2 separate regions of the Homo sapiens genome follow, and region 1 is linked to region 2. The links are chromatin loops, found by intact Hi-C in ENCODE. Cell type or tissue: Calu3. All regions are shown on one strand. Links, peaks and the distances in the headings refer to the core of each region. The heading gives the core; the rest is flanking DNA.

Region 1 (8,463 bases), core at 387-8,386, 430 kb before region 2:
TGAAGAAGACAATCTCTTCCTCACAGGACTGTAGCACTGATCAAAGGAGGTTTGAGGGCTTAAATAAGCTTTATATAAGAGACAGAACTCTACTACCATTAAGATAAAGCAGTCCTATTTTAACAGCTAGACTCAACTCGGAACGATCAAAGTCTCTTCTCTGTCCAACTGGCCAGCATCCCTCTGCTGGCCTGGGGCTGGCTGCAGCCGAAGCCTAGGTTAACAGGATTAAACAAAGAGCCTGTTGCTTCTGGCCCCAGCCAGTGGGTTGCTGGCCATTGATTAAAAAAAACAGCCTGTAATACAAAGAGTAACCTCCCTGCGGCCACCCACCCCATAAATCATCTGCTACCAAGGGCTATTGAATTACCTCTGGAAGATGGATGACACTGGGCTGGAAGGCTGCTTGATAAGGTTTCCTTTTGAATAATTTCACGTAGAAAGCTGGGTTTGAGAAATGGGGTCTTTCCACCAGCTCAGCCCCATCCATGTCGTCTCTGCCAGGTGCATTCAAGATAAACACGTTTCCTTACAGGCTGCTGGAGTGTCTGTGATGGAGGAAGAAAACATACTGCCAGGCCTCTGGGAAGTATCTACTTCCACCTGAGGCAAACATGGTGGCTTTGTTTTATTATTATTATTATATGTCATTTATTGTACTAACTTATTAATAGTATCTATCATTTATTAAGCATATTTTATGTGCCAGGCAAAGTATTTGAACTTATGAAGTCCTTAAACAATCATATGAGGGAGGTCCTATTACTCTCTTCATTTGACTGATGAGAAAATTAAAGCTCAGAGAGGTGACATGACTTTCTCATGGTTACAAAACTAGTCAGTGTTGGAGGTGGGACTCAAACCTATGCTCTTAACAGGAGTTGGCAAACTTTCCTTAAAGGGTGAGACAATAAGTATTTTAGGCTTTGCAGGCCATATTGTCTCTTTTGAAACTACTCACCTCTGTTCTTTTAGTGCAAGAGCAGCCACAGACTATGTGCAGGGCTGTGTTCCAATAAAACTTTATTTATACAAACAGATGTGGGGGGGCAGGACCTGATTTGGCCTATGAGCCATAATATGACAACCTCTACTCTTAACAGTTACATGGCATTAATTCTCACCATTTGGGCTTTACAGTTTCTTGTACTTACCTGTTTTCACTTAGAAAATGCATTGGCTCCTCATGGAGTCAGCTGGTTTATTCAATTCATTTATAATTTCTTTATTGCCTTTGTGAAGGTTCTAGCTCTATGGAGAAAATACAGATATCCTGTTAGTCAGAGAAGTAAGATGTGTAATATATTTCAATTATTCATCATTTTAGTGAGGAAAGGGTCTGCTATGCTGCAGTACCAGTAAACCCCCCAAATTTCTGTGCTTTAGCAGAGGGTTTCTCAACTTCAGTGTTATTGACATTTTGGGGCTAGACAGCCCTGTGTTATCCTGTGCATTGTAGGATTTTTAGCAGCATTTCTGCCTCTACCCACTAGATGTCAATAGCATCTCCCTAGTCATGACAACCAAAATGTCTTCAGACATTGCCAAATGCACCCTGGTGGGGAAGGGGGGCAAAATCATTCCCAGTTGAGAACCACTAGGTTAGGACAACAAAAGTTTATTTCTCACTCATGAGAATGCAAATAGGTGCCATCAGCTATCCTTGACAGTTCCCCTGTAATGGTTCACAGGGATCCTAGATGCTTCCATCTATACTCTGCTATCTCAAAGTTCTTCACTTCCTGCCATGCATGTGGAAGAGATAGAGAATGGAGAACTCACCCCCCTCTTGACTTTCTCAGACCAGAAGTGTTGCTTATGCTAGTGGGTCACCGGCCATAGCCTAACTACAAGGGAGAAAGAGCACATGGGAATCTCTCCATGAGGATTCAATTACTCAATAAACATTTAGTGACTACCTATTCTGGTTGACAGTGTGCTAATGCTGGTGATACCTCAGTGGATAAATCAGATTCTCTCTCTATCCATATAGTGTTCACATTCTTGCTTTAATGTGCTCTTTGGGGTTGCAAAAAAAGGGAGCACTCTCAGGTTTGATAATAGGGATTATTGAAAAGATTCATATAAATGTGAGAAATGAGATCAAATTATCTCCACAATTATGGTGGGTCCAAAGCTCCAAAAGCCCCAGGAAGAACCTGAATAAATATCTTGAAGTCTGAACCTAGTTGGTTCTTTTTCCCCTCATTCTTTTGCCATTCATATGTCCTTAAAAAACCGAATACAACTGGATCAATTACCATCCAATAATGAGTCTTTGTTGACCACTTTCACTAAGTTATGCTGTGGTCACAAACAACTCCAAAATGTCCATGGGTTACAACCACAGATATTTATTTGTTGCCTGTGTACATGTCATCTGCAAGTTTTCCTTGAGTCGGAGTTCAGCTCTGTCTTATATCCATATCTTCATTATTCCAGAACTGAATGAAGGACAGTCCCATTCTCAGTCATGAGTCAGAAGAAGAGCAGCAGTATTAGAATCACTGTTAGCTCTTAAAATTCCTTCTCTAGGCATGAAATTAATATCTATGGAAACTCCATTGGCCAAAGCAACTTGTGTTACCAAGTAATGACATCAGCAGGGCAGGAAGTGTATTTATTACCCAGGGAGGGACACCAGGAAGTAGCACTAGTTGATAGATGAATCTATCATTGACAGATGAGTCTATCAACTAGAGAAGGGCTCTGGCATCTAGTAGGTAGAGGTCAGAGATGCTGCTAAACATTCTATAATGCACAGGACAACAAAAAACTATAGAGCCCAACATGTCAAGCAAATACCTTGAATGTAACTTATCACAGCAATTCTCAATTTTGTCCCCAAGGAAATATTTGAGAATGTCTAGAGGCATTATTTGCTGTTGCATCAGGGGTGATGCATCTCTGGTAGAGTCAAAGAATGCTGCTAAACATTGTACGATGCACAGGAAAGTCCCCCACAACAAAGAATTATCTCACCCCAAAAGTCAACAGTGCGAGATTGAGAAACCCTAACCTACCATAAGAAGTAACTGGGTTCCTCCATTCATTCATTCATTCATTCATTTTTCTCATTACTAATCAATGATTTATTGAATGTCTGTTGAATGCCAGACACTGTGCTAGGCCCTGGGGATATAATAGGAGCTAAAATAAACACGATTCCTGTTCAAATGGAGTTTATATTCTACTTGGAGAGACAGACATTAATAAATTAATCAAGTAATTACATAACTGAGTGTTTCATTATAAATTAAAATAAATGGGAGAATGGAACAGATTTTATAATAGCCTGTGGGGAAAAGGGGGAAGGTGGAAGGTTAGGAAAGTCTTTCTCAAGGAAGTGATAAGAATTCTGAAGCATATGTAGGAATTAACTAGATAAAGAGGAAGGGGAAGAGAGTTCTGGGCAGAGAAGTGGGAAGGAGTATGCTGTGTCAGATGGTCTGAAAAGTCCCGTGGGATAAACACACAGAAAGTAAAGGGTAAGTAGTATGTGATGCAGCTTAAGAAGACAGCAGGGACCAGATCACCCAGGGCTTTGTAGACCAGTCTGGAGAGTTTTGTGTTTCTCCTATGAGCAATGAGAAGCCACCAACAGGTTTTCAGCACTGAGGAAATGACGTACTTTGTATTTCAAACAGATCACTTAAGCTGCAGTGTGGAAAATGGCGTGGAGTAGGATAGAACAGATGCAGGGAGGTCTATCAGCAGACTTTCAGTCTTTCAGAGAAGGGAGGATGGGAGCTCAGAGGAGCGCGCTCCTAGGGAAGACAGAGAAAAGTGAATATATCTGAGAATTAATTACGTTCTGAATGGATAAATTCAGAAATTTAGAAGATAGTCTGATGGATAATGGATGTATAAATGGATGGATGGTTGTGAGTTTCAGTGAGACAGAAAATAATGGAAAAGGACCAGGTTTAGGGGCAGGGGAGTAGGAAGGCAATGTAATCTATAATAAAATACCAGCTTAAGAAGTGATTGAGGCAGCCTGGTGAAAATATCAAGAAGGCAGCTGGATATATGTGTCTGCAATTCAGAGGAGAGACAAGGCTGAAGTTATTAATATAAGAATAATCAGGATATAGATGCCCAAACCTCACATGGAAGCCTTTGAGTTGGACCCTAATCCCTGGTTTCATCATTTGTGGCTGGTTTTCCTTGACTCAATGCCAGTAACCGTAACAACTCTATGAAGATAGAACCACTTGTCTGCTTCCCTCAGAATTCACTCATTTATTCCATAGTCTTGGATGTCTGTGTGTCAGACTTTATCCTTGGGGGCTGGTGATACAACTGTAAATGAGAACAGACAAGGTTATGGTCCTGATAGGCATTTAATATTTTATGGCTTCTTCCTTCATATAAATTGTGCAAAACAACTGATTCTTGGTCTTTCCATGTCTGGTCTGGAGTAAATCATCCCACACTGAAGGAAATGCTTGCCTGTAAAATAAACTCAAAATCATAATAGGATAATAGAATTATAGTGTCTCAGCCTTACATTGGTAGGGTCTACTTGGTTCAATGATGTTGAATAGATATCCTCTCACATGCCAACTTTAATTGATTGGTAGTAGCTGCCTGGAGAGTTAGGCAGAGAATGATTCAGCTGGAATAAAAAACCAAAGCAATTGATTAGTGATGTCTGTCAAGGGTTTGATATGGGAGAGTGAAAGGCAATTACCCACTGCTCTAATCTCATTGATCATTTTTATATATTGCTAAATTCTATTTGATAATATTTTGCTAAGAAATTTTTTGTGTGTTTGTGAGAGATCTTGGTCTATTAGTTTCTTTTTTTAAAAAAATTAATATCCTTGGCAGGGCACAGTGGCTCATGCCTGTAATCCCAGCACTTTGGGAGGCTAAGGCAGGTGAATTACGAGGTCAGGAGATCGAGACCATCCTGGCTAACACGGTGAAACCCTGTCTTTACTAAAAACACAAAAAATTAGCTGGGTGTGGTGGCGGGAACCTGTAGTCCCAGCTACTCTGGAGGCTGAGGCAGGAGAATGGCGTGAACCCGGGAGGCGGAGCTTGCAATGAGCTGAGATCGCGCCACTGCACTCCAGCCTGGGTGACAGAGACTCCATCTCAAAAAAAAAAAAAAAATTAATATCCTCATTAGGCTTTCTTATTGGAGTTATGTTGGCCTAATGAAATGAGTTGAAAACAATTCTCTCCTTTATTTTATAAAGGAGTTTATGTGATATTGGCATTATTTTGTTCTTAAATATTTGATGAAATGTGCCTGTAGTTGTAGGGGAGGAAAGGCAGGGAGAGGTTTTAATAGGATAATCCAATATCTTAAATGCAGGGCTATGTAGATTTTCTATTTCTTTTTCTGTTAATTTTAAGTTGTATACTTTGAGGGATTTGTACGTTTCACCTAAGTTGTCAAATTTAACCCATTCCTTTAAAAGGTGAAGAAACTAAAGCTTAGATATGACAATTACTATGCCCCAGACCACACAGTAAATGACAGATCAACAGAACTCAGGTCTTTATGTGCTGAGTTCATTTCTCCTAATCTGCCTCATCCAGATTTATCCTACTTCCAAAGACCACAGGGGGATTTTCTGAGGATCTTTCCAGGAATAACATACGCATGCATTTCAAATGCCCCATGCTGCAGTGTTTAGCATGATCTAGTGATAGAGAGAAAGAGCTGTCCAGGGCAAAACCAACAAACTCGAGCCTTAGATCTTATCAGTCTTACCTGCCAAAGGCTGAGGCTTTTTTAGGAAACTCATGGATCACAAGGAAGAGAAATCTATTCTGTTTGAGTTGCCCTGGAAAGCAGTCAAGGCTGCCTTTCCCTGTGGTGCCCCCAGTTCAGTGTAGGAAGCCAGGCTGTCCATGCAGATTACTATCCCCTGTGTCTGGGCCTGACCACTGGAAGATAAAGTCCCCAGGAACCATCTCTGCCTAACCTGACCTACTTAGATGTGACAAGCCTGATGAGGTTGGGAGTGGAGCTAATGGAGATGGACAAGAAGGCAGGCCTGGGATGGCCCAAGGGAGATAAGCTCACAGGACTTGGCTCAAAACACTCCTGGGGAAAGCTCTCTAGAGCAGAAGCATCTGTTAAATCTGACCACATCAGCGCCCTGCTTAAAACTTTTCAGTGATATCCTTGTGTGCTCATGAAATCATCTAAACTCCTTACTGTGGCCTCCAAGACGTGACCATGTGATGCTTCTTTCTCCATCCTTCCTCCTGACCACTGTCTTTGAGTGAAACTCAACTGTCTTTAGTTCCAAAATGGCAACATGTTTCCCCTTAACCCAGGGCCTTTGCACAGGCTGCTTTCTTGGACTAAAATATGTTGTCCCCTTATTCTAATTTGGCTTCAAGGTTGCAGCTTAAATATCACTTGTTCCAATGGCATTTCCCAACAGCACAAGTCCGTGTCCCTTCTGTGTGTTTCCCTAGCCCATTACACTCACACTATAGTCACACTTACACATTGTTTTGGAACAATTTGCCCATTTATTTACCAGTATTTCCCACTAGACCGTGAGCTACACGGCCTCTGCCTTGAACCCCATAGTCTCATAATCCATTGCTTACTCAACGTCTTCATCTGTATGTCCTGTAACATGATGGACTTAACATATCCAATACTGAACTCCTGATACTCTTACCAAACCCATCCCTCCCTAGTCTTTCTTATCTCAGCAAATGGCAACTCTATCCAATCAATTGCTTAGGCCAAAAACCCTGGAGTTATCCTCAATGCCTCTCTTTTCATTATCTCCCACATCTTATCCATCAGCAACTCACATTTCAAAATATTCCCAGAATCTGGTGTTGCTACCCAGATCGAAGCCACTGTGCCCCCTCACTCAGGTTAATGCAACAGGCTTCTAAGCAGTCTCCTGGTCTACCCTTGCTTCCCTATATTCTATTTATTTTCCCCCTTTGACTTTTATTTTATTTTATTTATTTATTTTGGGTCTCACTCTGTTGTCCAGCCTAAAGTGCAATGGCATAATCATAGCTCACTGCAGCCTCAAACTCCTGGGCTCAAGCAATCCTCCCACTTCAGCCTCCTGAGAAGTTAGGACTTGCAGACACCTGCCACCACACCTGACTAATTTTTTAATTTTTTTGTAGAGATGGGGGGGGTCTTTCTATGTTGGTTTCCCAGGGTGGTCTTGAGCCCCTGGGCTCAATATTTTATTTTTATTTTAGATTCAGGGGGCACATGTGATGGTTTGTTACATAAATATATTGTTTAATGGTGAGGTTTGGGTTTTTAGTGTACTCATCATTCAAACAGTGAACACTATATGCAATAGGTAGTGTTTTAAATCCTCACCATCCTCCCCCATTTTGGAGTCCCCGGTGTCTATTCTTTCAATCTATGTATCTGTGTGTACTCACTGTTTAGCTTCCACTTATAAGTGAGAACATGCGGTACTTGATTTTCTGTTTCTGAGTTATTGCTCTTAGAATAATGGCCTCCAGCTCCATCCATGTTGCTGCAAAAGATATGATTTCATTATTTTTTATGGTTGCATAGTATCTCCATTGTGTATATGTACCACATTTTGTTTATCCAAGCATCCATTGATAGACACTTAGGTTGATTCTGTGACTTTGCTATTGTGAATACTGCTGCGATAAACATATGAGTGCAAGTGTCTTGTTTATATAATGATTTCTTTTCCTTTGGATAAATACCCAGTAGCAAAATTGCTGGGTTGAAGTCAGATCCCATCACTTCTCTACTCATGACCCCCTCAATCTTATTCATGATATAAACCAAATCCCTCCTATGGCCAACATGTCCCTGCATGATCTGACCCAGCTACCTTCTGTCCTTGCCACCTTCTGACCCAGCTACCTTCTGTCTTTCTCCTCCATACTCCCCTTCCCTCATTCCAATCCAGCCACTTCCACCTCCCTGTTGCCCCTGGAACATGCCAAGCATATTCCTGCCTTACAGCCTCCGTACCTGTGACTGCCTCTGCCTGGAATGCTCTTCCTCCAGAGAGCCACAGCATTCCTTCTCCTTTTTCTATCAGGTCTCTGCTCAAATACCACTTTATAAGTGAGGACTCCCCAGCTGCCCTATGTAAAGTATCAGTCCTCTAGCCCCTCCTTCCCTTCCTCCTCCATCCTCCTTTATTCTTTTATTTTTCTCCATGACACAGATCATCACCTGACTTATATATTCCATGTGTATCTATTTATTGTTTATACTTCATCTCCCCATACTAGAATGTAAGACCCCTGAGGGCAGGGCCTTCTGGTCTTTCACTGATGTAACTCCAGTGAGTAGAATCATCCAACCACACTGCTGATTGAAAGACATAGACTCCTGGGAACATGACCCATTGACGGGCACAGGCAACCTCAATGCCACAAAAATGCTAATTAGAAATAATTAAGTAATGGAGAGCCAGGCTCAAACAAAAGAACACCCACCCCAAAGGGTCAAAAGTA
Region 2 (8,463 bases), core at 211-8,210:
GGAGGCGGAGCTTGCAGCAAGCCAAGATCATGCCACTGCACTCCAGCCTGAGCAACAGAGCGAGACTCTATCTTAAAAAAAAAAAAAAAAGAATTTTAAATTCAATTAGAACAGCGAGAATGGTTTAAATGCAAGTTTTAAAGTTGCTTTTGGCCCTTTATTAGTTGGTAAACTGGCAGGGGACCTTCATTATGCTAAATATGTATTATCACAAGGGCCGAACTGTACAATGCATAAGAAAAGGCTAAGTTCATACTAACACTAACACTTCCCCTTGTTTCTCTCTCACATCTGAGCCAGCTCTCCTATGTAAACAGTCATGTCTTGAGTAATGGTTAAAATAAAAATACAGAGGGAGAATACTCACAGTTGTTCTAAAGGGACTGTAAGTTATTAAAGAGATAAAGACACAAAACAAAATGCAACTACCCTCAAGTCATTCTGATACAACTTTCTAAACACTTTAATAAAGAAAGGTCATGGATGTGGTGTAGAATATTACGAGTGTGGAAACATGCTCCATATACTGGTAGGTAAAAAAAAAAAAACCAAAAAAAACTATGTCAACTATGTTCCTGTGTTTATGATAAAACATACACATGTTACAGCTGGGTGCAGTGGCTCACGCCTGTAATCCCAGCACTGCGGGAGGCCGAGGTGGGTGGATCACTTGAGGTCAGGAGTTCAAGACCAGCCCGACCAACATGGTGAAACCCCCATCTCTACTAAAATTACAAAAATTAGCCAGCATGGTGGTGTGCGCTTGTAATCCCAGGTACTCGGGAGGCTGAAGCACAAGAATTGCTTGAACCCAGGAGGCAGGGACTGCAGTGGGCTGAGATCATGCCACTGCACTCCAGCCTGGCTGGAAGAACGAGACTCTGTCTCAAAAAAAAAAAAAAAACTGGCCAGGTATGGTGGCTCATGCTTGTAATCCTAGCACTTTGGGAGGCCAAGGTGGGTGGATTGCCTGAGCTCAGGGGTTCGAGACCAGCCTGGGCAACAAGGTGAAACCCCGTCTCTACTAAAATACAAAAAATTGGCCAGGCGTAGTGGCTTACGCCTGTAATCCCAGCACTTTGGGAGGCCGAGGCGGGTATATCACGAGGTCAGGAGATAGAGGCCATCCTGGCGAACATGGTGAAACCCCGTCTGTACTAAAAATACAAAAATTAGCTGGGCGTGGTGGCGGGTGCCTGTAGTCCCAGCTACTTGGGAGGCTGAGGGAGAGAACAGCTTGAACTCGGGAGGCGGAGGTTGCAGTGAGCTGAGATGGCGCCACTGCACTCCAGCCTGGGTGACAGTGCGAGACTCTGTCTCAAAAAATATAAATAAATAAATAAAATACAAAAAATTAGCCAGGCATATTGGCGTGTGCCTGTAGTCCCAGCTACTCAGGAGGCTGAGGTAGGAGAATCGCTTGAACCTGGGAGGCGGAGTCTGCAGTGAGCCAAGATTGCGCCACTGCACTCCAGCCTGGGCGACAGAGCGAGACTCTGTCTCAAAAAAAAAAAAAAAACCAAAAATAACACATATACATGTTACATGTGTATCCATGTATCATATCCTCACAAAGGTCTTTTAAAGAAAACAGCTGACTCTGGAAGGCTATTCCAACAATTCTCATGAGATGCATTGTATTTTCCTTCAGTGGTACTTAGAACCCAAACCCAAGAAATTCAACTGACTTAAAAGCGAACACCCAGAGTAAACAATGCAAGCTGGTCTATTACCTCTGGGAAGTGGTCTGGAACTTGGGAATGTGGCCACCTCCCAGATCCGCCTCCTTTGGAATCACTGAATGGTGGTGGCCTGAATGTCCACCATTGGTCCCTATTTGCTCCAAAGTAGAGGTGGCCAACATGCTTCCCAAAGCAGCCAACTTCCAAACCAACTGATCACCAGGTCCCTCCTGAACCGCAGTCTCTGAGACCTTCAAGGGATCCTCATGCACTACACGATGTCTTGGGGGAACCATTATCCCTAGATACCAAATCTATTAAATTATTTGAATTCTCTGAAAAGATAAGTCCTTAGATATTAAAGTGTTCAGGGCTCATACCTGTAATCCCAGCACTTTGGGAGGCTGAGGCAGGAGGATCACTTCAGCTCAGGAGTTTGAGGACAGCCTGGGCAACATAGCAAGACCTCATCTCTACTAAAAATCAAAAAAACATTAGCCAGGCATGGTAATGGAGGACTGTAGTCCCAGCTACTCGGGAGGCCAAAGTGGGAAGATCGCTTGAGCCAGGGGGATCAAGGCTCCAGTGAGCTATGATCACACCACTGCATGCCAGCCTGGGGGACAGTGAGACCCTGTCTCAAAAAAATAAAAAATGAAGTGTTCATATGGGGGGGCGGGGGCGGTTAAAGATGAAACCAAGAAGTATGTGACAACCTTAACATAAGAATTTACTTTTTAATTTCTAAAGAAAAATCAAAGGGGGGGGAAGAAATTTAAAAATATGTTTAGATATAAAATGTGCTACGAAGCAACATCAACAGGGTAGTAAAAATGTGCGTTTTTTTTTTAGGCCAATTAACCTGTTTTACAAGCTGCAACTCAGCTGCTGAAAAAAGATATTTAAATAGCCTCAAAGACTAAGCCCCAAATGTCAAACTGACTCTATTACTTTGTAACTAATGGAAATTCTGACCTGGGAATCTCTACAATTAAGTTCTTAAAGCTTTGAACCTCTACTATTAAACCGAACAAAACTAGAAATTACCACTACTGTACTATTTTCGAAAAGCAATTTCTTAAGAAGGTGGACACAAAAGTGGGGCGAGGAGGTAGGAAAATTAATTTAATTTTGTATCCTACTGAGAATCCTGGTATTAACACTTTATTTCCCCAATAAGTGAGTCCACGTTATAGCTACAGAACCTCAAGGAGTCCCAATTCTACTGGTAAATATTCACTGTTTTAAGTCTTTTGTGTCGACCGAAGGCTGAAGGGGAAAATGCTCTTGAGCAAGTGGGTGGCTTCGTTTCTGACTCACAGGCAGCCCCAGATTTAAAACAAGGAGAGAAAAACAGAAGTCCACCCGTACCATCAATTAGTTATTTTCAAATATCAGCTACTTTTTCACAGTATTTTTTGAGAGATCATTAGTCCAAATCAAAATGTGAGGCAAATTTACATAGCATGATATAGAATGCCTTAAAAGCAGTATAAGACCAAGGCAAAGGGAAGATCCTTATCTTTCAAAATGAAAGGGAGCTTGGCAAGTATTCACACCAAGATGCGATGCCTGAATCCCATTTGTTTTGCTGAAGTCATTTAAAACTCAGGAAGACATCTTCTGCCAAAAATACGGCTGCACCAAAATACTCCATACCCTCTGGAAAGAGCATAAAGCAATGTAGCTGACCTCTCAGCCACAGGCCACGTCTGCCAAAGAAAGAAAAACAAAACCTCCAAACTGATACAAAAGCCAAACATGAGCCTGGTGAGATGGGAGAGGCTGGCACTGCACCAGTGAACACCTCAGCCAGTATTCCCAGGAACACTTTTCAATTGTCATTGGGGAAGAGGGAGACCCACCTTCAACAACTGCATTATGATCTCTGACTGCCAAGGCCAAAAATGAAAAGTATACAGAATAGAGAAAAAAAACAACATTCTCAAAGTATATTTAACAAGAGAATAAGCAATTTCAATTTCACTGAAAAAGTAAAATGCATCCAGTGACATTATTTTCTAAATTTCTGCTGTTAATGTAAGAAAGATGGTGAAAATTCCTTCAAAATGCTTAGGAGTTCTAACACATCAAATCTGATCATTTTGTTTACATTAGGAAACACCAGACATTGTGGATCTCTTCTTTAAAAAAACAAGAATTTTATTTTACTGCATTTTCACCCTCAAGACATGTCTCGTAAAGTCTGAGGATTAAGCTTAGAAAGAGGAAGATTCAAAGCAACACAATTACAAAATGAACATCACTGGAAATATCACATGGCTTTAAGACTCATAGATTTGTAAAAATGTTAGTGATAAATCTCATCATTTTCAAAGATGGTTCTTATGTGTGGGCTTGATCTTTAAAGGTTATTTGGTTTTCATTATTAGAAACATTTTTCATCTCATTTTGCCCTTCTCAGTGTTAAGCTGTTAGAGCCTGCCACCTAGTGGCGATGTGTTCTGAGACATAATGTTAAGATATAACACAAACCGACCTTTCTGAAGAATGCCAAAGAACACCAACTCAGAGGGGAAGAAGTCATCAAGATCAGCCTTAGAGATAAAGCCAGCCTCCAGCATCTACTGGGCAATTAACTCACTGCAACTTAATAGGTGGAAATGATTTACTTCGGCCATGACTAGAACCCTAAGCATTTTTGACAAGTACAATGTTATCGGGTAACCAACCTAACACAATGCTGGGTTTTTTTAAGAATTCAAAATAAATAATCATTACCCCAATTTTGGAACTTTTGGTTAGATACTGAAACTCAAAGGGTCATTATATAGCCATTATAAATGATAATGAGACACCTTACAGTAACCCAGAAAAACATTCTCAATATAACCAAACAGAAAGGCAAAGCAAACCGTATGTCCACTATGCCTTAGAATGAATAGACTATGCCTGCATATGGATAAAGAATAAAAAGAAATATATCAGAATGAAAAGACCTGAGAAATGATGGCAGTATCCATTTCATATCTAGCAGAAAGCGTAATACAGAACAGAAGAAATGTTTGTTGAATGAACAAAAGTATGAGCTTTTAAGGTTCTTTCATACTGTTTTGCCATTACCTTTCCAATGAAAAATGCTAGGCGGTCTGAACGTTTCAAAGAGTCTTCAATGTAAACCAGGAATGCAGGACACAGTGGCTCATGCCTGTAATCCCAGCACTTTGGGAGGCCAAGGCAGTAATATCATGTGAGGTCAGGAGTTCGAGACCAACCTGGCCAACATGGCGAAACCTCGTGTCTACTAAAAATACAAAAACTAGCTGGGCATGGTGGCGGGTGCCTGCAATCCCAGCTACTCGGGAGGCTGAGGCAGGAGAATCGCTTGAACCTGGAAGGCGGAGGTTGCAGTGAGCCGAGATTACGCCACTGCACTCCAGCCTGGCGACAGAGCAAGACTCCGTCTCAAAAAACAAAAAACAAACTAGGAATGTTTTAGGATACAGTTCCCCCAAGCAAGTGTCCTTGACCACTTTTGCAGCTGGATCATGTAAGAAAAAAGGGTATGTGTCATCAAAAAACATCTAATAACATCTTAGAAATTCACAGTGTACATTAGCATATCGCAGGACCCAAAGGGTACTACAAGGGAGCAACCCACTTATCTTAATTAACATGATCATCCCCCAAACTGATTTGACCACAAAATCCTTTAATCCGAAGAGCACCTATTAACCTTAGCACACAGGAGCAGAGGTAAGAGGGGTCAGAGGGGGGACATACACCCCAGCCCCAGTTGGCAGGGGTACCACACAAGATACCAGCCTGCAAATTCTAGTACAGAGACACCAGAATGGAGAAGGAAGGGGAGCAGAACATGGTTTTGGGAAACGCTGCTTTCAAAGATCCACCGGAAGTATTGATTAAATGACTGCTAATACATTTTTTAATGGGTTTCTACTTTTAGTACTATGTAAGTTTAGCAGCAGCCGTGATCTGAAATAACTACAATAGCCCCAGCCCTCTTTCCAAGTGGTTCATATGAGACTCTTACTAGTCCAGGTTTTCCCATAACATACCATCTTTTGTCATAGTACAGTTTGCCATCTTCTATCCGAGCTTCGAACCTCTGGGCTGGAGATTCCGCGGGTGTTGCAGGCAAGTGCTCAGGAGAGGATGGAGATGCTGGAGGAAACCAATACTTACGTGACTAAGAATGTAACAAACACATGCGAGTCTACCAGTTAACATGCTTTAATTGAAACACTATCAGAATGTGGTAATAATCATCACTGAGCCCTTACAGTGATAATGCATGGGATTTCAGCAAAACTCTTGTATATTCCATCTAAACTTGATCATCAAAGCAACCCTGGGAAGTAGGCAAGGCAGATTAGCCTCTCAAATGGAAGAGACACCTGGGTTTCAGGAAGATTAAGGTCAAATGTGCAAATACATAAGGTCACTTAGAGTAGGACTAAAGCCCTGGTGATCAAAGGGCAAGTATTATGAAAATCTCTTAAAAATGCAATCGTTTTCAGCAGGGTGCGGTGGCGCACACCTGTGATTCCAGCATTTTGGGAGGCTGAGGCAGGTGAATCACGAGGTCAACAGATGAGACCATCCTGGCCAACATGGTGAAACCCCATCTCTAGTAAAAATACAAAAGTTAGCTGGGTGTGGTGGCACATGCCTGTTGTCCTAGCTACTTGGGAAGCTGAGACAGGAGAATCACTTGAACCTGGGAGTCGGAGGTTGCACTGAGCCGAGTTCACGCCACTGCACTCCAGCCTGGCGACAGAGCAAGACTCCATAATCCAAAAAAAAAAAAAAGGAATCACTTAAAGAACTACTAACTTTACACTCACACAACTCCCTCACCCCTCCCCATCGTGCCTCAGAAGGTCAGGATGTCTGTGGACCGCAGTGGCCCCCAGGAAGATATTACCTAGAAAAAGAAGACTCTTGTTTTCTTCCACAAGACTCAGTAAGTAGAGGGATGTGTGAGTAATCGAGTAATCGAGTAATCATGGTGCTTTAAACAAAAAAAAGATGTCACCAATTCAGAATTCTAGTTGGCAGCTAGCACTGATGATCTCAAGTGCTGTTCCGGAAGGAACAACTATGAATACTGAGCTGGTTGGTCTCTTCTATGAACTGCGAGTCAGAGCAGCCTTGGAATGCCTTACCAGAGTCAGGCCACGAAAAGCCACGGGAGCAGAACTGCCTAGGACTTGGCTTTAGAAAGCCAGTAATACTTAAAAATCCTTCTGGTTTCATTTTCAAAAATGGATGTGTACTTAAATCTTATGCCTGATGCCTACACAGAAGGAAATCAATCAATCAATCAAATGTCTCTTTTATGATAAATCCTAAGAAAAAAATAAAAACAACAAAGCAGGGGTTATGAAAAAAAAAGAAATCAGGGAGGGGTATAGTTAAGGTCCCCTTCAGTTTTCATGATGACTACTCTTAGGCAAATGATGAACATTTCATTTTTGAAAATTGCAACCATTTCCTGACAGGTATTCACACCCTTTTCCAACAACATGATAAAAAGGTTGCACAAATGCCAACACATCATGCACTCACCTGGTCTCTTGGGTGACTTAAGCTGTAGGAAGAACAACAACAAAAAATCTTAGAGAAAATCATTTCAGGTGCAACTTCAGGTGTCAAAGGTATCATAATGATTAACAAGTAACATGTTAACAAACAAAATCAGAAAACCACAAAAGCCTGAGTTTTCAAATAAATCAAAAAAGTCAAACCGTACCTTATTTAATGTTCTCAGATCCTCCATGATCTGTTCATCTGTTAACAAATAGTTTAGCTGGGGTGTTGAGAGTTAAAGGACTGTATGTGAAAAGTACAGTTTCCAGGCAAAGAGTAATCAACACAATGGTACCAGTATTTTAGAATTTACAAAGTATGATTTTGTTAAATGATGTTTCTACAGTAACAGTTTGCTTCTTAGAAATTTATGATTCTCCTACTAAATGTCATGGTACTTCAATACATAAAAGAATTCACATCCCCCACTGCTAGGATGAGAAGGTGGAATGAGCTTCATTAGGCATCTACAATAACACAGCAAAGGAAACAGTAAAATAAGAATTTCATCATGAATGTATAAAGCGCTTTTGTTCCAAAGATCTAAAGACTTCCACACACACTCACCCAAGGTAAGGCCAATCTTCCCTCAGCAACTTAACTCCTGTTGTGAAGGAGAAGCAACCTGAAGTTATGCCCTTTCCTGATGGTACACAAATGACTAAGCCATTTTGGGCAGAGAGCTATTCACCATCTCCTCGAAAGGAACAGAAACAACGCTTCTCCATCTTTCCTGTTTCCGTTACCATTTTTATGATTAAAGGGCTGCTTTATGTCTGACTGAAATCTCATTTGCTTTAATTTAAAAACAGGTTGCAATCCACTACATTATGGACATAGATAACAGAGGTACATAAAGGTAGATATTACTGCCTTCATTTTACAGTTGGAAGGTGGAAAATTACAGGTGAAAAAATTAAGGCACATCAAGTTTTCAGATGCCCCTGAATCTTGATGTTAGCATTAAAACCAGGCTGAACTTTGCATGCAAAGCACCTTTCCAAATCACAACTCTATACATCTCTCCCACCAAAAGCAGTAGCAAATGAGGACTACCATGATAAAATGAGCAACCCCTGACCTGTGGACAAACATTTAACACACGCTTTCCAGTTAAATGTTACTATTTTCTGTAGGACAACGGCCATGTGTACCCTAGCAAACGGATAAACATAGGATTCCACAGTCTTAAAAAAGAAAGGCGGTT

Evidence for each region. Peaks named below come from ENCODE experiments on the same cell type or tissue, not always from the same donor. Only the 100,000 strongest peaks of a DNase experiment are listed, where the experiment ranks them.
Region 1: it touches region 2 in a loop (14-fold over the local background); 6 of 110 quality-filtered maps call a loop at or near these places.

The regions. Positions count from the first base shown.
Region 1 is chr12:118,833,638-118,842,100 of GRCh38, reverse strand. It overlaps LOC107984472 (a long non-coding RNA gene), which reads right to left. Exons shown (of 3, transcript XR_001749170.1): 3 at 7,462-7,496. LOC105370018 (a long non-coding RNA gene) reads right to left here and starts at 4,612. Exons shown (of 8, transcript XR_945422.3): 1 at 4,511-4,612; 2 at 4,105-4,302; 3 at 1,155-1,251; 4 at 371-548. In Calu3, for the core only: no CTCF peak of the experiment used is centred there; no DNase peak of the experiment used is centred there.
Region 2 is chr12:118,400,777-118,409,239 of GRCh38, reverse strand. SUDS3 (SIN3A corepressor complex component SDS3) reads right to left here. Exons shown (of 12, transcript NM_022491.3): 8 at 7,420-7,481; 9 at 7,236-7,257; 10 at 5,723-5,828. Among named protein-coding and RNA genes, the nearest start is that of SUDS3, 28 kb to the right of the region's middle. RefSeq lists an enhancer at 4,193-4,242. In Calu3, for the core only: CTCF peaks have their summits at 3,945 and 4,157 (motif pointing left); a DNase peak (open chromatin) is centred at 4,139.